Regions from separate parts of the Homo sapiens genome. Here regions 1 and 2 are each linked to region 3. Evidence: chromatin loops called from intact Hi-C (ENCODE). Cell type or tissue: mammary epithelial cell. All regions are shown on one strand. Links, peaks and the distances in the headings refer to the core of each region. The heading gives the core; the rest is flanking DNA. Region 1 has its middle 23 kb from the start of UBASH3B. Region 2 overlaps HSPA8 (heat shock protein family A (Hsp70) member 8). Region 3 has its middle 20 kb from the start of TRK-TTT2-1.

Region 1 (10,791 bases), core at 1,567-9,566, 52 kb before region 3:
GCACTCTACCCTGCGTGACAGAACAAGACTTGGTCTCAATATTAATAATAAATAAAAGGCATGCTGTATTCCCAAGGCAGGAGTGGAGGAGGGACAGAGGAAGGGAAGGGTGAGAGAGAGGAGAGAAGACAAAAAGGATGGAGACGAGAGAGGGATTGGCTCCTTTAACTGCTTCCTGTTGTGGTGATGCTTTTGCACTTGTACATCTGTGGAAGGATGTGAAGTGGGAAGTGTTTCGTGGTCATAAGAAGAGCAGCAGCTGGTGGGGGATGACGTGGGTCGATGGGTACTCTGGAGGGAAATGGCAGAGTACAGGAGGAGGGAAAGAACCCGCTAAGGGAGTGGTAGAATATAGAAGACTATCATCCCCTCCAATCGGGCCAGCTTCCTCACAAATGGTTGTTAAATGAAGGTGTCTGGCTCTCATTCTCAGTCCAGTCCAGGCCCCACTGTGGTAGTGCTTTCCTTTCTCCCAGATAAAAGGACAGAATTGGAAAACTCACTCTATGACCTGGAGCCCAGTAGAACAAATGTGAGCTAAACTATCCAGAAGTCAGTCCACTTTAAATAGCATTTTGTGGGGCCGGGTGCAATGGTTCATGCCTGTAATCCCAGCACTTTGGGAGGCCAAGACAGTTGGATCACTTGAGGTCAGGAGTTCAAGACCAGCCTGACCAACATGTAAAATCTCGTCTCTACTAAAAATACAAGAAAATAAATAAAAAAATTAGCCGGGTGTTGTGGCACATGCCTATAATCCCAGCTACTTGGGAGGCTGAGGCAGGAATTACTTGAAGCCAGCAGGCAGAGGTTGCAGTGAGCTGAGATCACAACACTGCACTCCAGCCTGGGTGACAGAGCAAGACTCCATCTCAAAAAAAATGGTATCGTGATTGTGATTTAAATGGACTTCTTATTTTTTAGAGACACATGCTGAAATATTTGTATATGAGCTAACATGGAATCTGGGATTTGCTTCAAGATAGTCCAGTGGGGTAGTGACTAGAGAGAAGTGGCTGAGGATACAGATGAAGGAGGATTGTCCAGGAACTGATTGTTGCTATAGCTTGGTGAAGGGTACAAAGAGATTCATGGTGCCATTTGCCTCACTTTTGTGTATGCTTAATTTTTCTTTTACTTTTTTTAAATTTTCTTTCTTTTTTTTTTTTTTGAGATGGAATTTCCCTCTGCTGCCCAGCTGGAGTGCAGTGGCATGATCTTGGCTTAGTGCAACCTCTGCCTCCTGGGTTCAAACGATTCTCCTGCCTCAGCCCCTGAGTAGCTGGGATTACAGGCACCTGCCACCACCCCAGGCTAATTTTTGATATTTTTAGTAGAGACGGGGCTTCACCATATTGGCTAGGCTGGCCTCGAACTCCTGACCTTGTGATCCGCCTGCCTCGGCCTCCCAAAGTGCTGGGATTACAGGCGTGAACCACTGCACCCAGCCTTTTTATTATTATTATTATTTATTTTTCTTTTTATTTATTTTTTTTGAGATGGAGTCTTGCACTGTCGCCCAGGCTGGAGTGCAATGACGCGATCTTGGCTCACTGCAACCTCCACCTCCCAGGTTCAAGCATTTCTCCTACCTCAGCCTCCCGGGTAGCTGGGATTACAGGTGCCCATGACCACGCCCGGTTAATTTTTTGTATTTTTAGTAGAGACGGGGTTTCACTGTGTTGGTCAGGCTGGTCTCAAACTCCTGACCTCATGATCTGCCTGCCTCGGCCTCCCAAAGTGCTAGGATTACAGGCGTGCCACCGCACCCAGCCTTTTTTTTTTTTTTTTTTTTGAGACAGAGTTTCACTCTGTCGCCCAGGCTGGAGTGCAGTGGCACGATCTCGGCTCACTGCAACGTCTGCCTCCCGGGTTCAAGTGATTCTCCTGCCTCAGCCTCCCAAGTGGCGAGGATAACAGGCACTTGCCACCATGCCTAGCTAATTTTTGTATTTTTAGTAGAGATGGGGTTTCACCAGTTGGCCAGGCTGATCTCGAGCTCCCGACCTCAGGTGATTCACCCACCTTGGCTTCCCAAAATGCTGGGATTACAGGCGTGAGCCACTGCACCTGGCCTTTGTATATTTTTAAATAATATCATAATACAAAATGAGCTACATCAACACTGAAGGGCTACAGAATGTTTCCCCCTTTATTTATCTATTTAACAGAGGTGGGATCTCTCTATTTTGCCCAGGCTGGTCTCAAGGGATCCTGTGCCCTCAACCTCCCAAAGTGTTGGGATTATGTGTGTGAGCCACTTCACCCAGGCTTTTTTTTTTCACTTTAAAATGGTATCCATTTCTGAAGGAAAACATCAGCACGTTTTTGGGGATATAGAAGGACTGACTTTTGATGTTGAGAAATTGTTTGAATAGGATGTTGGCAGTACAGTTAAAAATGAAAAATTAGGTAAAAGAGATATTTTGGAAGTAAATCCACCCTTTCTAGAAGATTGAGACAACTTAGATATGGGACATTAAGGAGAAATGTTTGAGTCTACAGGACTAAGAAAATGGTAATGCCATTCTCAGAAACTGGTTATTCAAGAAGAGAAGCTTATTTAGGACAGGAAGAGAGGAGTTTGCTAAATTTATTTCGGATATGTTGAAGAAAGTGTCATGGCAGCAAACTGGAAATATGGAAGTGGGACTTGACAGATGTAAACGCTTCTCTTTCGAACCAAAGACACACCATATACCCTACTCCACCCTGGACCGGGGGCCTCTGTGCTCAGCACACTATAGATAGGGCTGAGTATAAAAACCACACACAGGGCTGGGCACGGTGGCTCACACCTGTAATCCCAGCACTTTGGGAAGCCAAGGTGAGTGGATCACTTGAGGTTGGGAGTTCGAGACCAGCCTGGCCAACATGGTGAAACCCTGTCTCTACTAAAAATACAAAAATTAGCCGGGTGTGGTGGTGCGTGCCTGTAATCCCAGCTACTAGGGAGGCTGAGGCAGGAGAATCGCTTGAACCTGGGAGGTGGAGGTTGCAGTGAGCTGAGATCGCGCCGCTGCACTCCAGCCTGGGCAACAGAGGGAGACTCTGTCTCAAAAAACAAAAAACAATACAACAACAACAACAACAACAACAACAAACCACACACAGGGCCCAAACCAAGGCTGGCTCCGTGGGACCAGAGATACTCTCAGTCAGCCTGAACCAAGCCCTAAACTGGAAGGCACCAGGAGCGGTAGGAACAGTAGCCGGCACCGCGTGTGGGGTGGGGCAAAGGGCCTGGAGCTCGCCTTACCCTGCATCCAGGAAGTTGCTGGCCTGACTTCCAGCCACCACCAGCTGTGTGAGTTGTCACTAAAAGGCAATTGTAACTGCCTCCTCTTTTTGGTTCAGATTACAAATGGTAACTAACCAACCCCCAAAAAGAAAAAAAATGTTCCGGTTTGGAAATCTGAGACCATCTGTTTCTCATTCTATTTCCCCTCTCTTTTCTGGATTTTTTATATTTGATCCTCTCCCTCTCTCACTCGCTCCCACTCCTGAAAACACACAGTTCAGCCAGGAGCATAGTGACCTTATTTGACTATCTTTTCTTTAATGAGAATGCTGGATTTGTTATTGGGATTAAATTTGAAAATTCCTTGTTTCCATTCAAAATAGATGCCTTGGATTGTTTACTTAAAAATGTTTTTTCATAAAAATTGTTTCTGTATTTAATCTAGATAATAAATAAATCTAAATGAAATAAAATAAAAATAAACAAAGTCACATATGATGAAGCCACATGTAGTTTTGTTGAAATCCATGCAAAATTCCATCTTAAAGTCTTTTTTTTTTTTTTTGAGACAAAGTCTCACTCTGTCACCCAGGCTGGAGTTCAGTGGCACGATCTCGGCTCACTGCAACCTCCACCTCCCAGGTTCAAACGATTCTCCTGCCTCAGCCTCCTGAGTAGCTGGGATTACAGGTGCCCACCACCATGCCAGGCTAATTATTTAATTTTTAGTAGAGATGGGGTTTCTCCATGTTGGCCAGGCTGGTCTCGAACCGCTGGCCTCAAGTGATCTGCCCCCCTCAGCCTCCCAAAGTGCTGGGATTACAGGCAAGGGCCACCTCGCCCAGCCTCTTAATGTCTTATTAACAGACTCATTTAAATTTAATGAAATGGCTGGATGTGGTGTCTCGCGCCTGTAATCCCAGCACTTTGGGTGGCTGAGGTGGGAGAATCACTTGAGGCTAGTAGTTCCAGGTTAGCTTGGGGAATATAGCAAGACCCCGATTCTACAGACAACTTAAAAAATTAGCCAGGCTTGGTGACACACCTGTAGTCCCAGCTACTCAGGAGGCTGAGGTGGGAGGATTGCACGAGTCCAGGATGTTGAGGTTGCAGTGAGCTGTGATCACGTCCCTGTATTCCAGCCTGGGTGATACAGCAAGTCCCTGTCTCTAAAAAAAATAAAAATAAAAATAAATTTTTAAAATTAATCAGAGGATCAGTTACGGATTAAAATGCAATATTGAACTCTCTGTATTGGAAGCAGCAACAGTGTTGCGAGGACTGCTTCTCTCCTGGGATTCAGGCATGGGCCGGCTGGCTTTAGAAACTCTCTATTTCCCTATAGTCTGGTGTTACAGGTCCCTCTTGTGTTGGTTGTTAACATTGTCTTGCTTCTGTTCTAGAACCATGAGAACCTGATTCTGTAATTGAGTTAATCAGCATATTGCAATCAATATTCTCCTCATCACCATCATCATCACCATCAATAGCTAGGTGTACATACAGAAGACAATGGGAAATCAGTGTAGGGTCGTTTAAAACCACGTGCTTTGTAGCCAGATGGATCTGAGTTCGAACTGTTATTTCTCAGCGATATTACCTGGGGCAAGTTAATTACACTTTTGTGTATTAGTTTCTGCATTGATTAAGTAGAGGTGATAATAATACTCATTTTCAAGAGAAAATAGGATAATGTATATAAAGTGTCCGATGTAGAGTCTTAAAAAATGTACTTCCTTTCCTATTCACTTCTTTTTCTAAGGAAGACAGAATTCTTTTTTATTTTTATTTATTTTATTTTATTTTAGAGATGGAGTCTTGCTCCATCGCCCAGGCTGGAGTGTAGTGACAAGATCTCAGCTCATTGCAACCTCTACCTCCCATGTTCAAGCGATTCTCCTGCCTCAGCCTCTCGAGTAGCTGGGACTACAGGCACCTGACACCATGCCTGACTAATTTTTGTATTTTTAGTAGAGACGAGGTTTTGCCATGTTGGCCAGGCTGGTCTCAAATTCCTGACCTCAGGTGATCTGCTCGCCTCGGCATCCCAAAGTGCTGGGATTACAGGCGTGAGCCACTGCGTCTGGCCCAGAAATTCTTGAAAAGTGAGTAAAGATGTAATCCAGGCAAATTGGATGTGCTGTGAACTTATCAAAGGATTGAGTAATTGTTAAGCTTCCTACATAATGACAAAGCAAAATTTTAAAAAATGACAAATTAGTCAAAGTATCATTTTAACCCATCATTATGCCCAGTAGAGGACCCCTTTGCTTATATCCTGTTTCCCTGTCTTCCTTCCTTTACTGTCCCCGCTCCGGAAGGCTTTGAAGGTCTTGGCTTTTCTTCTTGCGGTTGAAGTCTGGCAAGTGCCTGCTTGCTGCTTCTGTCCTACGACCCTGCTTGTAGCAAGTCCTCAGGTCAAGATATAAACACATTTTATTGCAATTAGTAGGGCAAGTTGTGTGTACAAAGTATTTGCTAAGGCACTACTGATTATACGTAATCATGCTTCTGCTCAACATAAAGGATTTCTCCTTCCTCTGAATTCATATGGGACGTGCAGTGCAAAAATTCATTGAACCCTTAGCATACACCATCTTGTTGTTTATACTACTTGTTCTAATATATACCTTTCCAGGATTCTTGGGGCTGTCTCAATTCCTCTTTGAATTTTTACCAACAAGCCTAGGCTTGACCACAAAGTCAGCTTTGGTAAATATTTATTGTATTAAGTTGAATTGTGTATCTTGTTTGCCTGAGGATACTGGAAATATTTCAAAGAAAGAAATTTGGTTCTCTACTTCTTTGTACCCCCTTTTTCCTCTTTTTAACCCACCATGATGCTCTCGAGAGGATCAGTACATCTTTGATAATATTCACAGTAAGTAATAGAACAAAGCCGACTAGAATTTTAATTTGCAAGCATCCAGCCCAGGACTGAACTTGCTGACAACAACCCTGCCAAAGGTCATTCCCCATTTGCCAGAGCAACTGTAGTTCTGGGGAATGCAACACTTATCAAGGCAGCTATTTCAGACAGAAATCTTATTTTTTTTTTTTTTTTTGTGACTAGAGACAGGGTTTCAGTATGTTGCCCAGGCTGGTCTCAAACTCCTGGCCTCAAGTGATCCTCCTGCCTTGGCCTCCCAAAGTGCTGGGATTACAGGCACGAGCCACTGTGCCTGGCCCAGAAATCTTTGTATGGGGTTACAGTTTTTGTCCCTTTAGATCTAAAACCTATGCATTGGAGGAATTGAAAACTCTTTTAAACCTGCTTTCTACACGACAGCCCAGCACATATTCAAGCTCTTTGTAGATTCAAGATAGCTCTTGAACCAGACATGGTGACATGTGCCTATGTTCCCAGCTACTTGGGAGGCTGAGCCAAGGGGATTGCTTGAGCACAGGAGTTTGAGGCTGGAGTGAGCTATGATCATGCTTGTGAATAGCCACTGCACTATAGGCTGGGTAACACTGCGAGACTCCATATCAAAAAAAAAAAAAAAAAAAAGAAGGAAAACTTTTGAATCTGAATCTGATTTTTCTATGATAAAAACTTCAGTTCACTCATGATATAATTTTTTTTTTTTTTTTTGAGACAGAGTTTCTCTCTTTTTGCCCAGGCTGGAGTGCAACGGTGCGGTCTTGGCTCACTGCAACCTCTGCCTCCCAGGTTCAAACAATTCTCCTGCCTCAGCCTCTCAAGTAGCTGGGATTACAGGCATGTGCTGCCACTCCTGGCTAATTTTTTGTATTTAGTAGAGACGGGGTTTCGCCATGTTGGTCAGGCTGGTCTCGAACTCCTGACCGCAGGTGATCTACCCGCCTTGGCCTCCCAAAATGCTGGGATTACAGGCATGAGCCACCATGCCCGGCCTTGGAGGCTACTCTTAGGGACAACATAGAATCCACATCTACCTCCCACTGCCACTAATCCCAATGACATGGGTAGAGGCTGGTGCTCTTTGCCATAAAACTGCAGACAGGCCTGGCGGAGGACTTGTAGAACTTGAAGTGGGAGATCCAGCAGGACTTGGAGGAACTACAAACATGATCCTGTCCTGAGACAGTCCCGTGCTGAAGAGATGACCCTCCCATCCCCATGAGCAATGACCTGCCAAGTGGGGCGTCACCCGAAGTCTCACCCAGCCCTCCTAGGTAATTCCTGCTGTGCCCCTTTCAGCTTCCACATTGCCTGCACATTTCCTTAGAGGCCGACCGTAATCCAGGACCATATAGAGAGGAGATTCCTGGAAACGTAGTTCCAGCTGAGCTGAGCTGACACAGTACAAATCACCACAATACCTTAAGGACTGCCTACAGACAGTGATTTTAACATCTCAAGTTTCAGGTGCTTCTGATGCCTTCAATACAAAAATTGTTTCAAAAAGCCTGGAGTAGACACAATGACCTTCTGCTGGGGGGCAGTTGAGTATTGGGAAATCTAAATGATACATCACATTGTCAATTGTCTGACTAGTTCATGAAAAAACAAACCAACCTTCTTTCTAAGTTTATACCACACGAAAGAATAAAAGGTGAAAGATTCAGCATCATGCAGCAAAGTCCAAATCCCTGGCTGACTGGCATTACCTTCCCACCTTTCTGCCTGCTCCTGGGTCCACATGGGTGGAAACCATCATCTCAGTGGGGGACTGAGGATTGAGGTCACTGCTCTTCATCATAGTGCAGGTGAAGGTGTTCAGGTAGTGTCGACGGAGTGGTGTGTGTGTGTGTGTGTGTGTGTGTGTGTGTGTGTGTGTGTTTTGGGAGTGGGGATGTGTGAGAACAGTATTTACAGAAAACATTCTTTCCCTGGGGGCTGGCTCACACCAGGAAGGGAGACTTTCCCACTGCCAGTCTCCTTGGGAGACTATGTGTCAGCAACACCAACTGGGTGACCAAATAGTGGTGATTCCCACAGTTCTTGGCTATGACCCTGTTATTATCTCTGCCTGCCCTGTCTCAAAAAGAAAAAAAAAAAAGGGCCAGGCGTGGTGGCTCACACCTGTAATCCCAGCACTTTGGCAGGCCAAGGCGGGTGGATCGCCTGAAGCCAGGAGTTCGAGACCAGCCTGGCCAACATGGTGAAACCCTGTCTCTACTAAAAACACAAAAATTAGCCAGTCGTGGTGGCGCGCACCTGTAATCCCAGCTACTCGGAAGGATGAGGCAGGAGAATTGCTTGAACTCAGGAGGCAGAGGTTGCAGTGAGCCCAGATTGTGCCGCTGAACTCCAGCCTGGGCAATAGAGTGAGACTCGGTCTCAAAACCAGAACAGAAACAAAAACAAAAAACAAAGAAAGAAAGAAAGAACTGGTTATATGTATTGTTCTTTGCCAGTTTGCAAAGAAGTGCTTGTTTAATAACTTTTTGTACATATTTGACTCGGGGCTTATTTTCATTTCAATCTGGTCACAAGGTTGCAAGAGAGCAGTTAATTTTCACCTGTTGAAAAAGACCCAGGAGTTGTGTGTTGCTGAGATGGCTCAGTCAATTTACAAGTAATTTCTCCTTTTCACAACGCCAGTCGCCATCTCCAGCTTCCTTCTTGCCCATCCACTAACAATGGTATTTTGTCTCTCAAACCAGATTTCACCCTTGCACAGAAACGACCCCTTGTGGCTTTCCCTGGGGCCTGCATCCCTAGGGCTGGCTCTGATGAGAGTAGCCAGCCTTGGGTTCGCCCTCCTGGAGGAGGAGGAACCTCCTCCTGCCTCCCTCTTACTGCACAGGATGCCACCAGTCTGTTGGAAGCAGAAATGAAAAAGAACAGTCTGTTTGCCAAAGGAATGTGTCTATGCAAAAACATATAGCTCAACACAACTGCTGCACCGAGAGGAAAATCGTAGCATCTGCCAACCCACAAAGCCTCCTCACAGCTTTTCCCTGCATCCCTCCCCTTCCAACAGCAGCCACTGTGCTTATTCCAATCACAGTGCAACAACTATTTTGGAAAAGAAGAGCCCGGGCCTGCAGCAGCCATCTGATGATCTAAGAGCTGATTTGTACTTGAGCAGATGAAAAATACTGCCACTGTTGACCTCGGGGAGTTGAATGCCATGGGGTGAAATTTTAATGATGCTTACATTTTTAAATAGTTTTTCATGACTTTTAACTGAGGAAGTCTGCTGTAAGGATGAAACCAGATAAACTAATGTTCAATGATAGTGGAAGCTATTTAGTTGAAACTGATAGCAAATATTTATTGCCTATATATTATATTCAAAGGACTGTGCTAAGTGATGCAGAAAAGTCAGAAGTGTTTTATTGGGCCCTGATTTTTCTTTTTGGCCCTTTGTTGTGTTTATTTTTTATTATTTTTGAATTTTTTGAGACAGTCTAGCTCTGTCGCCCAGGCTGGAGTGCAGTGGCGTGATCTCAGCTCAGCACAACATCTGCCTCCTGGGTTCAAGTGATTCTTCTGTCTCAGCCTCCCTAGTAGTTGGGATTACAGGTGCTTGCCGGCACCACCCAGCTAATTTATGTATTTTTAGTAGAGATGGGTTCATCATGTTGGCCAGGCTGGTCTCAAACTCCTGACCTCAAATGATCCACCTGCCTCAGCCTCCCAAAGTGCTAGGATTCCAGGGGTGAGCTACCCCACCCAGCCCGTTATTGAGTTTAGAAAACAAATATTGCTATTTTCTTTGGGTCCATTATGAATTCTGGTGCTGTGATCTGTCATTGTGCCCAGGATTAGAACCAGCTGATGGGTGTGCAACTTTAAAGGCACCGTTCTAAGATCCATTAGGGAAAGCCCAGTCCATTACAGAGAAGGGAGTCTCACTCCTTGGCTCTTTCCTTAGTCCTGCAATCTCTGTGTCACTCTGGACTTCTGCCAGATGGGTAGGGAGTCTGTCTGCATCGCATATTCCGCAGAGAGGATGAGCTTGGGTGTTATGACTGGTTGTGAATGTTGGGAGCCAATTTATTTCCAATCTTCCCAACAGGTAGAATTGTTACAGCTGATTCCTTTACTGGTTGACCTGTTAAATAATAACACATCTCTGAGACAAACATTAGGTATTTCCTAGAGACTATACGATCCAAATCCATACCTGGGAAAGGATATTCTCCCCATTAGCAAGGCTCTGTGACTATTTTTTGTTTTTTTGTTTTTTGTTTTTTTTTTGAGACGGAGTCTTGCTCTGTTGCCAGGCTGGAGTGCAGAGGTGCTATCTCGGCTCACTGCAACCTCTGCCTCCCGGGTTCAAGCGATTCCCCTGCCTCAGCTTCCCGAGTAGCTGGGACTACAGGCCAGCTGTGCCTGTAGTGCATCACACCTGGCTAATGTGCCATCACACCTGGCTAATTTTTTGTATTTTAGTAGAGACGGGGTTTCACCATGTTGGCCAGGATAGTCTCGATCTCCTGACCTTGTGATCTGCCCGCCTCAGTCTCCCAAAGTGCTGGGATTACAGGCGGGAGCCACCGTGCCCGGCCTGTGACTGTTTTTAAACAGGTGTCCTTGTTATAATACTAAAAAGCCTTTGGGACTTTTATTTTCTGTTTCGGTGGAAGGGCCTGGCAACATCACAAAAGGATGA
Region 2 (10,384 bases), core at 1-8,000, 470 kb before region 3:
AGGCCCTATTTTAATGTTGGTAGTGGCCCTCTTGTAAGAGTTTGCGCCAGACTTTTAGTATCAGATTGCGTCAGGGAGAAAGAAGGGTTATTAACATTAAAAGAACTTGCAGTAATTCCTTTTTCTCTTCCTCAGACTGCTGAGAAGGAAGAATTTGAACATCAACAGAAAGAGCTGGAGAAAGTTTGCAACCCCATCATCACCAAGCTGTACCAGAGTGCAGGAGGCATGCCAGGAGGAATGCCTGGGGGATTTCCTGGTGGTGGAGCTCCTCCCTCTGGTGGTGCTTCCTCAGGGCCCACCATTGAAGAGGTTGATTAAGCCAACCAAGTGTAGATGTAGCATTGTTCCACACATTTAAAACATTTGAAGGACCTAAATTCGTAGCAAATTCTGTGGCAGTTTTAAAAAGTTAAGCTGCTATAGTAAGTTACTGGGCATTCTCAATACTTGAATATGGAACATATGCACAGGGGAAGGAAATAACATTGCACTTTATAAACACTGTATTGTAAGTGGAAAATGCAATGTCTTAAATAAAACTATTTAAAATTGGCACCATACAATTGCTTTGAGTCTTTAAATAATCTCCCAGGCCAGCTGGTGGGAGAAGTAGGCTTAGGTGATTATGTGACTCTTACTTTCTCCTTCCTCTTAAGCTTGAGTTAACAAGGGCTGGGTGGCAAGTTGCCCTTCAGAGCATTGTGGATGGTACATTTTGGAATTCAGAGCTTTGAGAAGGGGAGCATAAGAAATTGGATCTGGATCAAACTAACCTTAGTCCTTAGGCTGGAGAGGCAGAAAGCTGACTTAATGGTGTTTTCTAAACTTATTCTGTGTGTAAGCCTGCCTAGGAGCAGAGGCTTTCCTGGAGGGTTGTGCTAGATGAGTAAGAATTTAGAGATCAGAATCAAATAATGGGCAGTGAATATTAAGCTACATGGCAGAGGTATCTGAATGTCAATCCCTTATATGAGCCACTGCCCTGTGGGCTTCCATTTCTTCCTGAGTTAAGATTATTCAGAAGGTCGGGGATGGAGCTAAGCTGCCACCTGGTTAATTAAGGTCCCAACAGTGAGTTGTGATAGCCTAGGGGAGCAGGCTGTTACCTGTCATTACGTACGTGACAGATTTCAGTGGACTAGCTAATCTTAGCATATGCCAAAAAGCTAATTCATGGAGGAGCTGCAGTTTTTCTCTTTGGTACTGAAGGGCTACTAATGTCTGGGTATCTCAGTGGGAATTTGTAGCACGATTTGATATACTTCTCATTCCATATTTTCTCCAAGGTTACAAAAAATGACAAGTAGTACACACTTCTTTTTTTGAAGGGTTTTACTCTTGTTGCCCAGGCTGTAGTGCAATAGCACGATCTCATTGCAATGGTGCAAACCCTGTCTCCTGGGTTCAAGGGATTCTCCTGCCTCAGCCTCCCAAGTAGCTGGGATTACAGCCATGCGCCACCATTCCTGGCTAATTTGTATTTTTTAGTAGAGATGAGGTTTCTCCATGTTGGTCAGGCTGATCTCCCTACCTCAGGTGGTGCACCCGCCTCGGCCTCCCAAAATGCTGGGATTACAGGTGTGAGTCACTGCACCTGACAGCAATGCACGTTTTTGGCATGTTTCTTTTGTTTGGGTGAGAATCTTACCTGGGCTTCAGTTTTCCATAGGGGTGTGTTATCACTTGTGCAGGCTGGACTGGAACTCCTGGGTCCAAGTGGTCACCCAGCCTTAGTTCCAAGTAGCTGGCTCTACAGGTGTATGTCACTGCACATGGCCATACCATGTATTTGAGATGCTACAAACTTTTTTGATGCCTTGACTCAACGAGACTAAAGGGTAAATATACTTTGATCTCGTTTCATGTGGAATCTTAAAAATATGTGGAAGGTTTTCAGTGGTAGCTGTTACTGTAAATTTTTGAACTTCAGGTTAATGTTAGCTTAATGTTCATTAGCAAAACACAAAATTAGAGGAGTAAATATGGCAATGTTTCCCCTATACAGATAATAACTTGTTGGACATGTGTAATGTATAGCAAGGAATTGGGGCCTGGGAAGGTGGGAATTAATATTTGCTAGGTTTTCTCAGTTATTCGTATTATACTTTCATCTATTTATAAACCAGAATGTGTTTATAGATGATACTGAGGCTCAGGTGGACACTTAATGTCATCACATAGTCTAATCTGGGGAAATGGATTTTTTTTTTTTTTTGAGAGCCTCCAGCCTCCCTTACCTAGGCTGGAGTGCAGTGGTGCGATCTCACTGCAGACATTGCCTCCCACTTTTGCATCCTCCCACCTTTGCATTCTCCCACCTGACTAGCTGGGACACCATGCCCAGCTAATTTTCATATTTTCTATAGAGCGGGAGTTTTGCCATGTTGCCAGGCTGGTCTTGAATTTTTGACCTCAAAATGGTTTGCCCCACCTTGACCTCCCAAAGTGCCGAGATTACAGGTGTGAGCCACTGTGCCTGGCCTATTGTTTGTAATTAGGGTTCTGCTGTGGGCTAGTAGTTTAAAAAACCAGTAAAGATGTTTAAACCCTATAAATGTCTAATTAGCTGTTAGGTAAGGCTTAGAGAAAGAGAAGGTAACCATAGGGACAGCAGTGTCTACCACTTCCCATTGAATTTCGAGTTAATGGCAATTGCTTCTCCCCTTATTTGATTCTCCAAATAACCTTACAATGGAGGGATGTTTGGATGCTCTGGCTGTGCATGCACAAATCTACACGGTGGCAAAATTTGCTTTTGCAAGTTACTGTAAGGAGGTTTGAGTTTATAAGAGGAAACTCCATGACCTAGATGGTTCTGTCCCTGCTGCACAGGGCGCTACTGGATTGGGAAGACAGGCCAAAAAACTTAATCTCTAGGTCCAGTTTAGGAGTTACATGCAGGTTTCTGGTGAACTTGGCAATATGGTTATATTCTAAAATGTATTTTTATTACTATAGCTCTCTCAGTTTCTACTTGACCTTATTAGACATTTTTCTTTTTTTTTTTTTTTTTTGGAGATGGGAGTCTTGCTCTGTTTCCCAGGCTGGAGTGCAGTGGTGTGATCTCAGCTTGCTGCAGCCTCCACCTCCCGGGCTCAAGCAATTCTGCCTAAGTCTCCTGAGTAGCTGGGACTACAGGTGCACGCTGCCACACCCAGCTAATGTTTTGTGTTTTAGTAGAGATGGGGTTTCATCGTGTACCGAGGCTCAGTATCCTGAGCTCAGGCAATCTGCCCGCCTCCCAAAGTGCTGGGATTACAAGCATGAGCCACCACGCCTGGCCCTTAATAGACTTAAACTTCTAAGGCAATAGTATAAAGCCACAATAATAAAATTATCCAACAATATTACTACAATATTTGTTACATATAAAATTAAAAAATGACAATGCCCGTGAAAAATCCTTTGTCCAAACTATATTGAGTACTTACAATGTTCCAGGCTTTAGGCTTTCAAAGGAAAAGTGGTCTTTTGGATTCCATTAAGGTGGGATGAAGTGGTTGCAGGACATAAATAGAAACGCTGAGAGTTTCCGTATCTGTGGGTCTACGTACTGATGTAGTCATCTTTGTCCACTAGATGGCAGTAGCTATTTATAAAACTATCAGAGTACCCCGGGGGAAGCTGCTGTAGCATTGTCTGTGCTGTTTGTTGTGCTTTCTAGCTGGAAGCACAGCAAATAATGAAGAAGGAAAAGGAAGTCAGCTCTAAATATCCACAATTACCTTCCAGGCAAAGCATTCTTTTTCTCCTTTTTTTTTTTTTTTTTTTGAGATGGAATTTCGCTCTTGTTGCCCAGGCTGGAGTGCGATGATGAGATCTCAGCTCACTGCAACCTCCACCTCCCGGGCTCAAGCAATTCTCCTGCCTCAGCTTCCCGAGTAGCTGGGATTACAGCCATGCGCCACCATGCCCGGCTAATTTTGTGGTTTTGGTAGAGACAGGGTTTCTCCATGTTGGTCAGGCTGGTCTCGAGCTCCCGAGCTCGGGTGATCCACCCGCTTCAGCCTCCCAAAGTGCTGGGATTACAGGTGTGAGCCACTGCGCCCGGCCCAGCATTCTCAACTGAGCAAGTGCCCTGCTTAGGTGGGAGTAATGGCTTGAGTTGAGATCTCAGGATACTTGGGCAATGGGTATGGAGGGATGGGTAATACAGACAGGTTTAGAATACAGAGGGTGAGGTGAAGAAAAAGCTCAGAGAATATAGCCTTTCCGGAGCCACACTGGCTAGTTTAAGTCCCCATATTATTTCCCTCATCCCCCTGAACTGCTTCTGGGTTTCTCAACACACTTTGGTGAAATGCTTAAATTCCTCAGGAAGCTCACCCAAGAATGGAGAAGCACCTGTGTGCACACCTGTGTTCCCAGTGTCTGGCACATAAGCAACATATATTTGTCAAGTGAATGAATAAAAAGGGGTGGGTGGAGCAGGTACCCAAGAGGGTAGAATGTGCTCCCTTTGTGCTTTATAATAGTCTGCTCATGATCATCTCTCTTGGAAGAGTGGGAGGGTGGTTGCTGGATGAGCTCAGACTCACTCTCTGTTCCTTGCAGGGTGGGGAGCCAACATTAGAGTTGCATGTGATGAGAAGAAAGTGATCAAACCTGGAGCAGATTTGGGTAAAGGAAAGTTGGCAATAACAGAATTGCCAAGATCTTGACCGGAATAAAGGTCTTTACATTGCCCCTGAGATCTGGGCACTATGTGGAGTCAGTGGGATGAACAGAGACAGTGTAGCTAGTCTGCAGTATAAGACTGTCAGGGCCTGCCTGGAGCAATGGGGCCTGTCCTAGAACACTGGGCCACAGCACAGAACATTCAGAGCATGCAGCCAGCTCAATTTTTTATTTATTTTATTTTATTATTATTATTATTTAGACAGGGTCTTGCTCTGTCACTCAAGCTGGGATGCAGTTTCATGATCACAGCTCACTGCAGCCTCCGCCTCCTGGGCTCAAGTGATCCTCTTACTGAGTAACTGGAACCACAAGCGCATGCCACCACGGCCAGCTAATTTTGTACTTTTTTGTGTAGAGATGGGGTTTTGCCATGTTGCCAAGATAAAGACACCATCAAGAAAGTGAAAGGCAAACCCATAAAACTAGATAAAATATAAATCATATATCTGATAAGGGACTGTTATCCCGAATATATGAAAAACACTCATAACTCAAAAAGACAACCCATTTTTTAAAATGGGCAAAATGTCTGAATAGACACTTCTTCAATGAAGATAAACAAATAGCTAATAAGCACATGAAAAGATGCTCAACATTAGCCACCAGTGAAATGCAAGTTATCACAGAGATAGAATTTCTCGTACATTAGGAATTTCTCGTATAATCAAGCTGGCAAGGATGTAGAGAACTTAGGACCCTCATACACTGTTGGTGGTATAGCCATTTTGGAAAACACTGATGGGGCTGGGCGCTGTGGCTCACACCTGTAATCCCAGCACTTTGAGAGGCCGAGGAGGAGGGCGGATCACCTGCGGTCGGGAGTTCAAGACCAGCCTGGGCAACGTGGTGAAACCCCATCTCTACTAAAAATACAAAAATTAGCCGGATATGGTGGTGTGTGCCTGTAATCCCAGCTACTCCGGAGGCTGAAGCAAAAGAATCGCTTGAACCCGGGAAGCAGAGGTTGCAGTGAGCTGAGATCACACCACTGCACTCCAGCCTGGGCAACAGAGTGAGACTTTGTCTCAAATAAAAAAAAAAAAAGGAATTGAGTACTGATATGTGGTACAACATAGATTAGCCTTAAAAACATTATGGTAAGTGAAAGAACCCAGTCATAAAAAAACACATATGATTCTATTGATATGAAATGTGCAGAATAGGAAATCTTTTAAGACAAAAAAGATTGATGGTTGCATAGGCTGAGGGGAAAAACGGGGAGAAATACAGAGTGATAAAGGGTATGGGATATTTGTTTTGGGGTGATCAGATTGTTCTAAATTAATTGTGATGATTGCACAATTCTGTAAACTAAAAATATTGAATTACACACTTTAGATGGGTGAATTGTATGATCTCAATAAATACATATATTAACTGAAAAAGAAAGAGGCGTAGGGCTGGTTTCCCCTGCAAGGAGAAAAGAGAAAGCGAGACAGAGACAGAGACAAAGGCCTACCATTGTAATTGGGAACATGGATGAGGAAGAACAATATTGCTCAGCTGAAGGCTGAGGTGGGTGGATTGCTTGAGGCCAGGAATTCAAGAGCAGCCTGGGCAACATGGCAAAATCTCATCTCTACTAAAACACAAAAATTAGCTGGGCATGGTGGCGTATGCCTGTGGTCCTAGCTGCTTGGGAGGCTGAGATGGGAGGATGGCTTGAACCTGGGAGGCAGAGGTTGCAGTGAGCTGAGATGGTGCCACTGCACTCCATCCTGGGCGATGGAGTGAGACTCTGTCCGCCCCCCCACTCCACAAAAAAGAAGGAAAAAGAAAAAAAAAATAAGATTCTTACTCTCAAAGAATGGAATAATCATGGCTGTGCTGGGTTTACTGGGCTTTTTTTTTTTTGGTAGTTTTATACTTTTATTTTATAATCAACAGTTAGCGCTCATCCATGTTGACGGTCTATACATTTTTGAAAGTGGTAACAGGTACATAGGTACAGCGCTGTTTTTGGTGAATCTTCATCCTCATGTTTTCTGTGCACATGGATATGGATATAGTATGGGACATTCCTTATTCCTTTGGCCCAGACAGTTTTGTTAAGCCTGATATCAATGTGTACATCTGGAGTCCGCATCTCCATGGCCAATTTCCGGATCTCTCTGAGTGCCCAAGGGGCACCCTTTTTGAAGCCCACTTCACGGGTACGCATGTAAATGTTGATGGTGGAGTCTCAGATGATCACCTCCGCTGATGGCAGAATGGTCCTTCTCACCGCCCTTCTCTGCAAGAGCCATTCTGCTGGGTCCAGACCTTTTCGTTTTTGTTTTTGTTTTTGTTTTTTTGAGACAGAGTTTCACTCTGTTGCCGAGGCTGGAATGCAGTGGCGCCATCTCGGCTCACTGCAACCTCCACTGCCCGAGTTCAAAGGATTGTCGGCTTCAGCTTCAGGAGTAGCTGGGATTACAGGCATGCGCCACCATGCCTGGCTAAATTTTTTGTATTTTTAGTAGCGACAGGGTTTCACCATGTTGGCCAGGCTGGTCTCGAACTCCTGGCCTCAAGCGGTCCACCCATCTTGGCCTCCCACAGTGCTGGGATTACAGGCGTGAGCCACTGTGCTGGCCTGTTTTTTATTTTTTTAAAAATTTCTACACTTTCATTTGAGACATTGTGGTCACTCAAACCAAGTGGATACAGGTCCCCTTAGGAGCTGGGAAAAGATTAGATTGTACTGAAAAGAAGGTGGGTTGTGGCCTTATGGGCGCGGTGGCTCACGCCTGTAATCTCAGCACTGTGGGAAACTGAGGCAGGCAGATCACCTGAGGTCAGGAGTTCAAGACCAGCCTGGCCAACATGGTGAAACCCCAACTCTACTAAAAATACAAAAATTAGCCAGGTGTGGCGGCACATGCCTGTAATCCCAGCTACTCAGGAGGCTGAGGCAGGAGAATCATTGGAACGAGGGAGGCGGAGGTTCCAGTGAGCCAAGATTGCGCCACTGCACTCCAGCCTGGGCGACAGAGCGAGACTCCATGTCAAAAAGAGAAAGAAAGAAAGGAAAGAAGGAACAACGGTCTTGCCAAGAAGGGCTTCGGTCACGTGCAGTCTATTCACTGCAAGAACTGTGCCCGATGCGTGCCCAAGGATAAGGCCATTGAGAAATTCATCATTTGGCCAGGCGCGGTGGCTCACACCTGTAATCCCAGCACTTTGGGAGGCCAAGGTGGGCAGATCACGAGGTCAAGAGATTGAGACCATCCTGGCCAACATGGTGAAAGCCCGTCCCTACTAAAAATACAAAAATTAGCTGGGCATGGTGGCAAGCGCCTGTAGTCCCAGCTATTCGGGAAGCTGAGGCAGGAGAATCGCTTGAACTAGGGAGGCAGAGGTTGCAGTGAGGCAAGATCGTGCCACTGCACTCAGCCCTGGTGACAGAGTGAGACTCTGTCTCAAAAAAAATAAAAAAAATTTGTCATTTGAAACATAGTGGAGGCTGCAGCAATCAGGGACATTTCTGAAGCAAGCGTCTTCGATACCTATGTGCTTCCCAAGCTGAATGTGAAGCTACATTACTGTGTGAGTTGTGCAATTCACAGCAAAGTAGTCAGGAATTAATCTCATGACACCAGCAAGGTCCATTTATACCCGTGGGTGCTGCCCCATGACCCCCACCAAAGCCCATGTAAGGAGCTGAGTCCTTAAAGACTGAAGACGAGCCGGGCACTGTGGCTCACGCCTGTAATCCCAGTACTTTGAGAGGCTGAAGCAGGTGGATCACGAGGTCAGGAGATTGAGACCATCCTGGCTAACACGGTGAAACCCTGTCTCTACTAAAAAAATACAAAAAAAAAAAAAAAAAAAAATCAGCCGGGCATGGTGGCAGGCGCCTGTAATCCCAGCTACTCAGGAGGCTGAGGCAGGAGAATGGCGTGAACCCGGGAGGCGGAGCTTGCAGTGAGCCGAGATCGTGCCACTGTACTCCAGCCTGGACAACAGAGCAAGACTCCGTCTCAAAAAAAAAAAAAAAAAGACTGAAGATGGATTATTCTCTGGAGAAAAATAAAATAGAAATTGTACATAAAAAAAATTAAAATTGTCTGGGCACGGTGGCTCACGCCTGTAATCCCAGCACTTTGGGAGGCTGAGGCAACTCCCAACCTCACCTGAGGTCGGGAATTCAAGACCAGCCTGACCAACATGGAGAAACCCCGTGTCTACTAAAAATACAAAATTAGCCGGGTGTGGTGGTGCATGCCTGTAATCCCAGCTTCTTGGGAGGCTGAGGCAGGAGAATCGCTTGAACCTGGGAGGCGGAGGTCGGTGAGCGGAGATGGCACCACTGCACTCCAGCCTGGGCAACAAGAGTGAAACTGTCTAAAAAAAAAAAAGTAAAAAAGAAATGGGGGTTATAATACTCAACCATTATTTTGTTATGAGGATGAAATTAGCCAGTCTTTGCCAGACTCTCAGAGATGCTCAATAAATGGGGGCTATTATCACTATTAGATTGTAATAATTAGTATTGTTTCCTAAGGTTGCTGTAGCAAAGTTCCAACAACTGTGTAGCTTAAAACAACAGAAATCTACTGGCGGCTAGAGGCCTGACATCAAGGTGTCAGTAGGGCCATGCTTCCTTTAAAGGAGGGAACTGTCCAATGCCTCTCTATGAGCTTCTAGTAGCTTCAGGTGTTTCTTGCATCACTCCAGTCACATGGCTGTCTTCTTTCTGTGTGTCTTCACATCATCTCTCTGTACCTGTCTGTCTCTGTGTCCAGATTCCCACCACTCCCCTCCCCTCTTTTTTTGAGACAGGGTCTCACTCTGTTGCCCAGGCTGGAGTGCAGTGGCACAGTCTCGGCTGACTGCAACCTCTGCTTCCCAGGCTCAAGCAATTCTCCAGTCTCAGCCCCCTAAGTAGCTGGGACTATAGACGTGAGACACCTCACTTGGCTAATTTAAAACATTTTTTTTTTGTAGACACTGGGTTTCTTCATATTGCTCAGGCTGGTCTCAAACTCCTGAGCTCAAAGCGATCTGCCTGCCTCGGCCTCCCAAAGTGCTGGGATTACAGGCATGAGCCACCATGCCCAGCCCAAATTTCCCCTTTCTATAGGAACACATGTCCTACTGCACCTCATTATAACTTGATTACCTCTGTAAGAGACCCCCATTTCCAAATAAGGAAGGTCACATTCTGAGGTTCTGGGGATTAGGACTTCAACATATTTGGGTGGACCGCAGGGAGAAAGGACACAATTTGACCCACAGCAGTTATATTCCCTGTTATCACTGAAGAGAAATTCCCTTCCCAGCTTTTGCACAAAAATAGAAAGTACGTAAGCCCTAGACAAGATCCAAATACCTGTCCTTTAGTGGGACCAACAAAAAGGCCTTTTAATTGCCATCTCTTTCCCTGAAGCTGCTCCCACAGCAGGCCACCAGCTATAGGTCCTGCTCCCCGACATCCTTCCTCGTCCCTCCAGCGTCCCTCCGGATTCCCAAACAATGCCTAATTCTATTATTTCCAGTGATTTCCCCGTGGGCAGCAGTTTATTCCTGTCATCAAGTCTCTGATGAAATCTTTAGCTATGAAATGTTTAGTCCAATCCCAACAAATCGTGTATAGTGTTAACATGTCACAAGCTGCCCGCGGCCTGCATTATGTTGTAATTTGGAAGCGAGAGAAGTGATAATCTAGGGTCGGGCTTCTTTTGTGAGCTTGCATTAATGCTGTAGCCAGTGATGTCAA
Region 3 (10,791 bases), core at 1,279-9,278:
GTTTATAGATAAACCGTAGTGCATGCATACAATGGAATATTACTCAGCAAGAGAAAAGAATGAACTGTTGATATAGGTAACAGGTTGTTTGCCATTCTCACACTTGAAACTTAGGCCTGCTCTGTTTCCTTTCATTTGTTATTCATACAGTTTGCACAGTCTTAGATTCACTGGTGTGCATACTCCACACCTGCCTGCCTTTGCTCACGTGGTTTCTCTCTTCCACAAATGTCCTGGTCTTACAAAATAACTGCATACCTACTTATCCTGGATATAGAGACTGGTACCATTCCCTAAGGAGTTCTAAGCCATGAAGCCTGGAAAATGTGAAGACTTTCTGCCACCCACGTGAGATGGGGATAATTAGGAATGGGGAGAGGAGAGGAAATTCGTGCTTATGGGTTCAGAAGTGGACAAGGGGAAGAAGCCAAGGACAATAGGCAGGAATAGAATCCCCAAGGCAGCGTGGAAGGTTGCACATATTCTAGTGCAGTGATCAGTACCCTGCATCTGTCCTCTTCTCATCCGGGCCCTTCTGTGAAATCCTCTGTGGCTCGGGCCATCTGCTTAGTGTCTTCAGGCTTCAGATGAGTCATCTGGAGAATATGGGATTGGAACAAGATAACCTGTATGGGCCACCCCCTTCTAACGTTCAGTAGTTGTACAATTCTTTTTTTTTTTTTTTGAGATGGACTTTTGCTCTTGTCACCCAGGCTGGAGTGCAATGGCTCGATCTCGGCTCACTGCGACTTCTGCCTCCCAGGTTCAAGTGATTCTCCTACCTCAGCCTCCTGAGTAGCTGGGATTACAGCTGCCTGCTACCACGCCCAGCTAATTTTTGTATTGTTTTAGTAGAGACAGGGTTTCACCATGTTGGCCAGGCTGGTCTCAAACTCCTGACCTCAGGTGATCCACCCGCCTTGGTTTCCCAAAGTGCTGGGATTACAGGTGTGAGCCACCATGCCTGGTGGTAGTTCTACAATTGTGATGGGATTATATGACCCTAGGAAGAAGATGCTGTTATTAATCATTTTCATATTACTGTAAATTAATTCAATGAACTAGCTTTCTTGAAAACTGACATAGCCTGGTATTGAAGAAAAGTGAGTTTTGATTGGAATGCAGGAATGGAGCATGCAATTTGGAAGTATGGGGGTATTTTTTATGAAAAGATTAGACTTGAGAGGATGAAGCCCCTCAAGAGGCACTGGTGAGGTTCTAGTATCTTCATGTTAAAGATGAGAAATCAGGTCAAGAAATCTCATCATGTATAATGTCACCCAGCTATCGGGGGAGTTCATCTGAATTTGAACTCAGGATTGTCAAATTCCCCAGTTTAGAAGAGAGGTGCTCTGGGAAGCAGAAGAAAAACACAAGAGGAAGGTGTATTAGACCATTTTCACACTGATAAAGAACTGCCTGAGACTGGGTAATTTATAAAGCAAAGAGGTTTAACTGACTCATAGTTCAGCATGGCTGGGGAGGCCTCAGGAAACTTACAATCATGGTGGAAGGGAAAGGGAAGCAAGGCACCTTCTTCACAAGGCGGCAGGAAGGAGAATGAGTGCAGGAGGAACTACCAAACACTGACAAAGACATCAGATCTCATGAGAACTCACTATCACAAGAACAGCATGGGGGAAACTGCCCCCATGATCCAATTACCTCCACGTGGTCTCTCCCTTGACATGTAAGAATCATGGGGACTACAATTCAAGATGAGATTTGGTATGAGTGAACTCCCATTCACAATTGCTACAAAGAGAATAAAATACCTAGGAATACAACTTACAAGGGACGTGAAGGACCTCTTCAAGGAGAACTACAAACCACTGCTCAAAGAAATAAGAGAGGACACAAACAAATGGAAAACCATTCCATGCTCATGGATAAGAAGAATCAGTATCATGAAAATTACCATACATCCCAAAGTAATTTATAGATTCATTGCTATTCTCATCAAGCTACCATTGACTTTTTTTTTCACAGAATTAGAAAAAACTACTTTACATTTCATATGGAACCAAAAAAGAGCCCAAATAGCCAAGACAATCCTAAGCAAAAAGAACAAAGCTGGAGGCATCACCCTACCTGACTTCAAACTATACTACAAGGCTATAGTAACCAAAACAGCATGGTACTGGTACCAAAACAGATATATACATCAATGGAATAGAATAGAAGCCTCAGAAATAACACCACACATCTACAACCATCTGATCTTTGACAAACCTGACAAAAACAAGCAATGGTGAAATAATTTAATAGGTGTTTTCCCAGCACCTATTTAATAAATGGTGCTGGGAAAACTGGCTAGCTATATGCAGAAAACTGAAACTGGACCCCTTCCTTACACCTTATACAAAAGTTAACTCAAGATGGATTAAAGACTAAAATGTAAAACCTAAAACCATAAAAACCCTAGAAGAAAACCTAGGCAATACCATTCAGGACATAGGCATGGGCAAAGACTTCATGACAAAAACACCAAAAGCAATTGGAACAGAAGCCAAAATTGACATATGGGATCTAATATAACTAAAGACCTTCTGTACAGCAAAAGAAACTATTATCAGAGTGAACAGGCAACCTAGAGAATGGAAGAAAATTTTTGCAATCTATCCATCTGACAAAGGTCTAATATCCAGAATCTACAAGGAACTTAAACAAATTTACAAGAAAAAAACAAACAACCCTATCAAAAAGTGGGCAAAGATATAAATAGACAATTCTCAAAAGAAGACATTTATGCGGCCAACGAACATATGAAAAAAAGCTCATCATCACTGGTCATTTGAGAAATGTAAATTAAAACCACAATGAGATACCATCTCATGCCAGTTAGAATGGTGATCATTAAAAAGTCAGAAAACAACAGATGCTGGTGAGGATATGGAGATACAAAAATGCTTTTACACTGTTGGTGGGAGTGTAAATTAGTTCAACCATTGTGGAAGACAGTGTGGCAATTCCTCAAGGGTCTGGAACAAGGAATACCCTTTGATCCAGCAATCCCACTACTGGGTATATACCCAAAGGATTATATATCATTCTACTATAAAGACACATGCACATGTATGTTTATTGCAGCACTATTTGCAATAGCAAAGACTTGGAACCAACCCAAATGTCCATCAATGATAGACTGGATAAAGAAAATGTGGCACATATATACCATGGAATACTATACAGCCTTAAAAAAGAATGAGTTCATATCCTTTGCAGGGGCATGAATGAAGCTGGAAACCATCATTCTCAGCAAACTAACACAGGAACAGAAAACCAAACAGGGCATCTTCTGACTCATACGTGGGAGCTGAACAATGAGAATACATGGACACAAGGAGGGGAACATCACACACCCATGGCTGTCAGGAGGTGGGGGGCAAGGGGAGGGAGAGCATTAGGACAAATACCTAATGCATGCGGGGCTTAAAACCTAGATGATGGATTGATAGGTGCAGCAAACCACCATGGCACATGTATACCTATGTAACAAACCTGCATGTTCTGCACATGTATCCCAGAACTTAAAGTAAAATAAAAATAAAAAAAAGAGAGAGGTTATACATATCTCTCTGAGTGGCTGAAAAGAAAAAAAAAAAGATGAGATTTGGTTGGGGACACAAAGTCTAACCATATCAGAAGAGAAGAGGATGCTGGAGCTTAGCTCAGTTACTCTGAAAATTTCCTTAGGCCAAGCTGAGGAGGTAGGGGGAAAACAGTACCTCGATATTTCCTTTTTCTGTCCCTGGGTCCTTTCCTAGGCTTTGTGCTCCCGGCCCAGAGGCCAAGACGAGAAAGGAATGGCAGGAAGATTTGGGACTTTTTATGCAGCCAGTCAAGTAAGGTCATTATGAGTCTCTTGCCCAAATAATAGCAGGGCCCTAGGGTAATTCTTTGGTTCCTAGACGCATGAATGGTCTGCTGTATTAACCGGAGCTGGAAGATGGTAAGTTTGGAGAGCAAGTGCTCACATGCTGTGCATCCGGACAAGACTGTGCTTCCGTGACTAAGGTCTATGAATACACCGAGCACGTGGTTGGGCCTGACACCCGTGTCAGGTACTGGTAGGAGCAAGCAGTACTGTGTAATGTAGTTCTTTGAGAGGAAGATCTCAGCCACCATCAGAAGCATAAAAAGAAGGGTTTTGTTTGCATTAAGTCTGGAAAGAAACAGTTCACACCACTGGGTGGCAGTATGGCGCGCCTCTTTGTTTTTCCTGAGTGGCAATACTGTATTTTCCAGACTTACTAAGGAACCATGTTCCTCTCGGCCATATATAACTACCCTTTGCTTCCTGTCCTGCTCCCTGTGTCTCTGTCCCTACGCATTCTGAGCGTCAGCTGTGTGTGTGTGTGTGTGTGTGTGTGTGTGTGTGTGTGTGTGTGGTTGTCGTTGTCAGTGGTGATTTAGGAGAGGAATAAACATTTCCGATCAGTTCCGTCTTCTTTCCACACATTGACTTTCTGTACCTCTGAACTGCTGGGTTAGGTCCTTGTTAAATCTTTATTAATAAAGATTTATAGTGAATAATAATAATTTAAAAAAAAACCGGCAAGCCTACACACAACACTCTTGGGGAAGTTCATCTCTAGACTGAGATGTAAAATACTTCTGCTGAAAATATTCTTTGGGGGAAAAACCCTAAAGACAAGAAGGGACGTATTCTTTGAAAGATGAACTGGCGCTGCTTTCCCAGGGCAGAGGCAGAGGCGGAGGCAGCAGCAGACGGCGCCAGAAGTTACCTGCAGAGCTGCCCTGCCATCTGGTGGACAAAGGGGCACCTGCAGCTTGCAAACCGAATTGCAGGGCTCCCAAGATTTTAACATTTTAAATTTTTTCCACACCTCACCTGGATCAAGATTTTTATGAATTATTAAGCAAAACGAGAGAACTATCAAACTAGCAAGCAAAAAAGCCAATAAAATCCCTGTTATATATAAAGTTTCGGTGCCGCAAAAGAAATAGCACTCGAATATAAAATTTTCTTTTAATTCTCAGCAAGGCAAGGTACTTCTATAGAAGGGTGTGCCCTTACAGACAGAGCAATGGTGAGCGCACACTTGGACAAGGGATGGGAAGGGGTTCTTATCCCGGTCGCACGTGGCCCCTGCTGCTGTGTCCTTCCCCTATTGGCTAGGGTTAGACCGCACAGGCTAAACTAATTCCGATTGGTTAATTTAAAGAGAGTAACGGGGTGAGTGGTTTGGCGGGGAAAAAAAATGGTTATGCAGGGCGGAGAATGAGTCAGAGAGCAGCAGGTAGCAGGTAATCTGAATAAGTCAGGGTGGAGCAGGTGATCGGAATGAGTCAGGGTGGAGTAGATAATCGAAAAAGGTTGCTTTACGAGGAAGTTAAGTTTAAAAGTAGAAGGCAAAGAATTGAACATACTGACATATTGATTCTTTGAAGAGAAATTTAGAACTTATATCTAACAGCCCGAATAAATAAATAAAGACAATGCATGGTTGCCAGCTTTTTCTTTTGCTAATATTTTAAAAAATTGCATCTATGTTTGGCGTCCTCTTACCTCTAAAGGGCAATAACTTCCAAAGAGCTTGTGTATGGAAGCTCCAAAAGCGAACGAGAAAGTGTTGTTTTTTTTTCCCCCTGAGAGAGAGAAAAAAAGGACAACCCTTTTAATTGAATATTTAGCTTAATGGAATGATTATTACATCTTTCTTATTTTTATAATTCTGTTATAAAGGGGTGAAAAATTTATCAAGTTTCGGTAGTGGTCTAAGGATTGATATTTGAGAACCACTGGTCTAAAAGACTTCATGCAAATATTTTATAAATATCTGAGAACTCTGAAATATTTCAGCATAGGGACTTGGAGTTAAAGCACTGTATTCAATGTATTCAAAATGGCCTTTAGGGCCCATTTTAAAGCAAATATTTTATTAAAAATTGCCATTATTTCACTTTTTTCTGAGTCTTGCGGATTCTTACTGGCCTCTCACATTTGTTTCATCTTTTCCTGGCTTGGGAGGCCATTGCCTGATTTCAGCGTCATCACAGCACTTTCCTGAGGGCTGCGTGTTTCTTAGGTTGTCTCTGTTGATTGTACAAATTAAGCTTGGGCACCTACCACTTGGTATGTGTGTCCTTATAAAGTGCATAATGTGCTTCAGCAGCACGTATACTAAAATTGGAACACTACAGAGAAGATTAGCATGGCCCCTGTGCAAGGATGACACACAAATTTGTGAAGCATTCCTTGTTTTTTTTTTTTAACAAATAAAAAGGTACGGCTGGGCACGGTGACTCACGCCTGTAATCCCAGCACTTTGGGAAGCCGAGGCAGGTGGATCACGAGGTCAGGAGTTTGAGACCAGCCTGGCCAACATGGTGAAACCCTGTCTCCTAAAAATACAAAAAATTAGCCAGCCGTGGTGGCGGACGCCTGTAATCCAGCTTGTAATCCAGCTACTCGGGAGGCTGAGGCAGGAGAATCGCTTGAACCTGGGAGGCGGAGGTTGCAGTGAGCCAAGATTGCGCCACTGCACTCCAGCCTGGGCGACAAGAGTGAAACTCCATCTCCAAAAAAAAAAAAAAAAAAAAAAAAAAAAAGATATGAGCTCTGGATCACATTTTTTGAGTTTGAAACCATCTCAATCATTTACTATGTGACCTTGGAAAGGTAATTAATCTTTTTGTGCCCATTTTTTATAAGAATTTGACTGACAATTGCACTTGATTGTGAAAAGAAAGATTCTAAATCCTTGGGTTTCCTGAGCAATAGAAATGTCCTCATTATTCATGAGCCCTTTGGACCATACCTAAATTAATGCCAGTGAGATGACTCAGGTTGGGAGCTGGTCATGTCAGAAAGACCAAACATGAGACTAGAGGGTTTGAGCTGTGAGTGGGGTGATATCCGTTTGACCTCTTCTGAGGAGATTTGAGGGGCTAGAGATTTAGTTTAATCATGTCACCAATGAGTCCATCAATCATGCTATGTAAGGAAATCCCAATAAAATCTCTGGACACTGAGGCTTAGTGGAGCTTCCTGGGTGGTGAACACATCTATGTGCTGGAAGGTAGCACATCCTAATTCCACAGGGAGAGGGCGCAAAAGCTCTGCATTCTGGACCCTTCCAGGTCTTACTCTACGGTCTTTTCATGTGACTGGTCCTGACTTGTATACTTACAATTAAGCTGTAATTACAAATATAGTGTATTTCTGAGTTTTATGAGTGATTCTAGTAAGTTATCAAACCTGAGAAGGTTGTGGGAACCTCTGAATTTGTATTCAGTTGGTCAGAAGTATATGGGTGGCCTGGGGACCACTGAACTTGTGACTGTCATCTGAAGCGAGAGCAGTATTAATGGAATCTGTGCCTCTTAACCCATGGGGTCTGTGATATCGAACTGTAGTACTGTGGTAACTTAGATTCCTCATTTGTAAAATAAGAATTCATGGCCAGGCGCGGTGGCTCACGCTTGTAATCTCAACACTCTGGGAGGCCGAGGCGGGCGGATCACGAGGTCAGGAGATCAAGACCATCCTGGCTAACACGGTGAAACCCAGTCTCTACTAAAAATACAAAAAAATTAGCCAGGCGTAGTGGCGGGCGCCTGTAGTCCCAGCTGCTCGGGAGGCTGAGGCAGGAGAATGGCGTGAACCCGGGAGGCGGAGCTTGCAGTGAGCCGAGATCACGCCACTACACTCCAGCCTGGGAGACTGAGCAAGACTCCGTCTCAAAAAAAAAAAAAAAAAATTCATAATTATATTTTCCTAATAGGATTATTGGGACACTAATTATATTAGTACATGCCTAGCTTTGGAAAACTATATAATGTTTGGATGGCAATTCTTCTAAAATTAACGGATAATCAAAAGCACAAACAATTGTTTTGCACCTCTAAACTTCACCTAACAGAAAAAACAGAAGAAAATATTAAGTATAATTTGAAAAGTGAAGCAATGAAGGGAATTCTTAAGCAGGTAGTAAAACATCGAATGCTACTACATTTAAAACATATATAGAGCTGCCAAAATAGAATAGTGGCACAGAATATAAAATTGCCTTTGCAGAAAAATTATAACTGAGAAAATGATGACAGTGAGAGAAATCTGACATGGCCGACTCCATCTTGCTTCTAGCCTCACAGGTTGGCTGTCTTTGCTCATTCCTGGGTGTGGTTCAAGCTAACTTTGGGAGAAACTTGTTTTATAGCTTAAATGATAATAGCCCTTCCCCAGAACTAATCTGTTCTTGTAAAACTAATGAAAGGCCACCAAGTTAGGATGAGAGGGGCTTGAATTCTAAATAAGTACCAGCCATTATTCTGGAGGTCATAAGATTTGCAACTTCCCCAATTACTCTTCTTTTTTTGAGAGAGAGAGTCTTGCTCTGTTGCCTAGGCTGGAGTGCAGTGACACAATCTTGCCTCACTGCAACCTTTGCCTCCCGGGTTCAAGCAATTCTTATGCCTCAGCCTCCCCAGTAGCTGGGATTACAGGCATGTGCCACCACACCCAGCTAATTTTTGTATTTTTGGTAGAGATGGGTTTCACCATGTTGACCAGGCTGGTCTCGAACTCTTGGCCTCAAGTGATCCACCTGCCTTGGCTTCCTAAAGTGCTGAGATTACAGGTGTTAGCCACAGCACCTGGCCCCAATTACTCTTGAAGATAATATAAGTATTGTAGAACCTAAGACTGGCCTTTTGAGATGTCTTTTCAGGTCTTTGCATTTCTGGCAATTGGATGGGCCAACCTGGATCTGCCAACCAGTCCTGTGGCCCTCACCCAGGAACCTACTCAACAAAAGAAGACAGCTTCAATTGCGTATGATTTCATCTCCAACCCCCTACCCTACTCCCTTGTCCACCAAACTATCTTTGAAAAACCCATAACCTCCAAGTCTTTGGGAAAACTGATTTGAACAATAATAAATCTCTGGTCTTCTGTACAGCTGGCTCTGAGTGAATTTAACTCTTTCTCTATTGTAATTCCCCTGTCTTGATAAATCAACTCTGTCTAGACAGTGGGCAAGGAGAACCCGTCAGGTGGTTACAAATTGAGAGTCCAGAGACAGGCAAGACCCAAAGCACTTACTGTATTTCATTTCATTTTTTTTAGAAACAGAGACTTGCTCTATTGCCCAGGCTGGAGGGCAGTGTTGTGATCATAGCTCACTGCAGCCTTGAACTCCTGGGCTCAAGTGATCTTCCTGCCTTAGCCTCCTGAATAGCTGGGACTATAAGTGTGTACCATTGCACTTGGCACCCAGTGTATTTTAATGGCAGTTTTTCAAATCGTCAGGAAAATATATCCAACAAATGGTGCTAGGACAATTGAATAATGATTTGAATAAAAGCTAAGTGTCTTTAATTCATAGCACTCACCAATAGAAATCCCATTGTTAAAAAGTTAAAAGATTGAAAATAAATCACTAAAAAATTAGAAGGACTGGATGCGGTGGCTTACGCCTATAATTCCAGCACTTTGGGAGGCCAAGGTAGGAGGATTACTTGAGGCCAGGAGTTCAAGACCAGCTTGGGCAACATAGCAAGATCCATCTCTAAAAAAAAAAAAAAAAAATTAGAAGAAAATATGAGTATTTTGCTATCATCAACACAGGTAAGACCTTTCTAGCATAAAAGGAAGGACAAATCATAAATGCACACAAAGATGGAACTGATCTCACAAAAGTAAAAACGTATAGACAGACATTAAGCAATTAACATCAGAAGTGACAAACTGAGAAACATTTACAATATGTATCAGAAATATTTTAAAAACAAGTGTAGTCATCAAGATTGGAAAGATCATAGCATAGACTAGAAATTAGCAAACCTTTTCTGTAAAGAACCAGATGGTCACTGTTTAGGGTTTGTGGGCTGTGCATTCTCTGAGGTGGCTCCTTAGCTCTGCCACTGTGGCATGAAAGTAGCCATAGGCAGCAAATAAACAGACAGGCATAATTGTGTTCCAATTAAACCCTGTTTTTTTTTTTTTTTTGAGACGGAGTCTTGCTCTGTCGCCCAGGCTGGAGTGCAATGGCGCGATCTCGGCTCACTGCAACCTCCGCCTCCCAGGTTCAAGCAATTCTCCTGCCTCAAGCTCCTGAGTAGCTATGACTACAGGTGCATGCCACCACACCTGGATAATTTTTTTTTTTTTTTGAGATGGAGTCTCGCTCTGTTGCCCAGGTTGGAGTGCAGTGGCACAATCTCAGCTCACTGCAAGCTCCACCTCCTGGGTTCAGGCCATCCTCCTGCTTCAGCCTCCCGAGTAGCTGGGACTACAGGTGCCCGCCACCATGCCCAGCTAATTTTTTGTATTTGTAGTTGAGACGGGGTTTCACTGTGTTAGCCAGGATTGTTTCGATCTCCTGACCTCGTGATCCACCCGCCTCGGCCTCCCAAAGTGCTGGGATTACAGGCGTGAGCCACTGCGCCCGGCCAATTTTTTGTATTTTTTAGTAGAGACAGGGTTTCACTGTGTTAGCCAGGATGGTCTCAATCTCCTGACCTCGTGATCCACCTGCCTCAGCCTCCCAAAGTACTGGGATTACAGGCGTGAGCCACCGCGCCGGGCCTAAAACCCTGTTTATAGACAGTGAAACTTGAATTTCACTTAATTTTCATGTGTCACGAAATGGTTTTCTTCTTTTGATTTTTTTCAGCTATTTTAAAATGCAAAAGCCATCCTTTGTTCTGGCAGCAGGCCACTTTGGCCCACAGGCTGTAGTTTGCTGACCTCTGACGAAGACACAGATTCTGAAAGGGGCCTCTGGGTATGAGCAGGTTTGAGAGGATGGGGGCAGGGGTTGC

What was found. Hi-C counts contacts between places; a loop is a spot of excess contacts. Peaks named below come from ENCODE experiments on the same cell type or tissue, not always from the same donor. Only the 100,000 strongest peaks of a DNase experiment are listed, where the experiment ranks them.
Region 1: a loop joins it to region 3, with 9 times the contacts of the local background. A loop is called at or near these places in 22 of 110 quality-filtered maps.
Region 2: a loop joins it to region 3, with 9 times the contacts of the local background. A loop is called at or near these places in 2 of 110 quality-filtered maps.

What each region holds. Positions count from the first base shown.
Region 1 is chr11:122,627,217-122,638,007 of GRCh38, reverse strand. No RefSeq gene overlaps it. Among named protein-coding and RNA genes, the nearest start is that of UBASH3B, 23 kb to the left of the region's middle. RefSeq lists a silencer at 8,733-9,027. In mammary epithelial cell, for the core only: CTCF peaks have their summits at 4,608 and 8,861; DNase peaks (open chromatin) are centred at 5,377, 5,597 and 8,877; H3K27ac peaks cover 1,979 bases.
Region 2 is chr11:123,047,671-123,058,054 of GRCh38, reverse strand. It overlaps HSPA8 (heat shock protein family A (Hsp70) member 8), which reads left to right. Exons shown (of 9, transcript NM_006597.6): 9 at 136-566. The coding sequence ends at 321. It also overlaps the pseudogene RPS26P43 and the pseudogene RPL31P47. Among named protein-coding and RNA genes, the nearest start is that of SNORD14E, 5.3 kb to the left of the region's middle. In mammary epithelial cell, for the core only: a CTCF peak has its summit at 3,587 (motif pointing right); no DNase peak of the experiment used is centred there.
Region 3 is chr11:122,574,645-122,585,435 of GRCh38, reverse strand. It overlaps the pseudogene RNU6-592P. Among named protein-coding and RNA genes, the nearest start is that of TRK-TTT2-1, 20 kb to the right of the region's middle. In mammary epithelial cell, for the core only: CTCF peaks have their summits at 4,202 (motif pointing right) and 4,771 (motif pointing left); DNase peaks (open chromatin) are centred at 4,015 and 4,715; H3K27ac peaks cover 1,218 bases.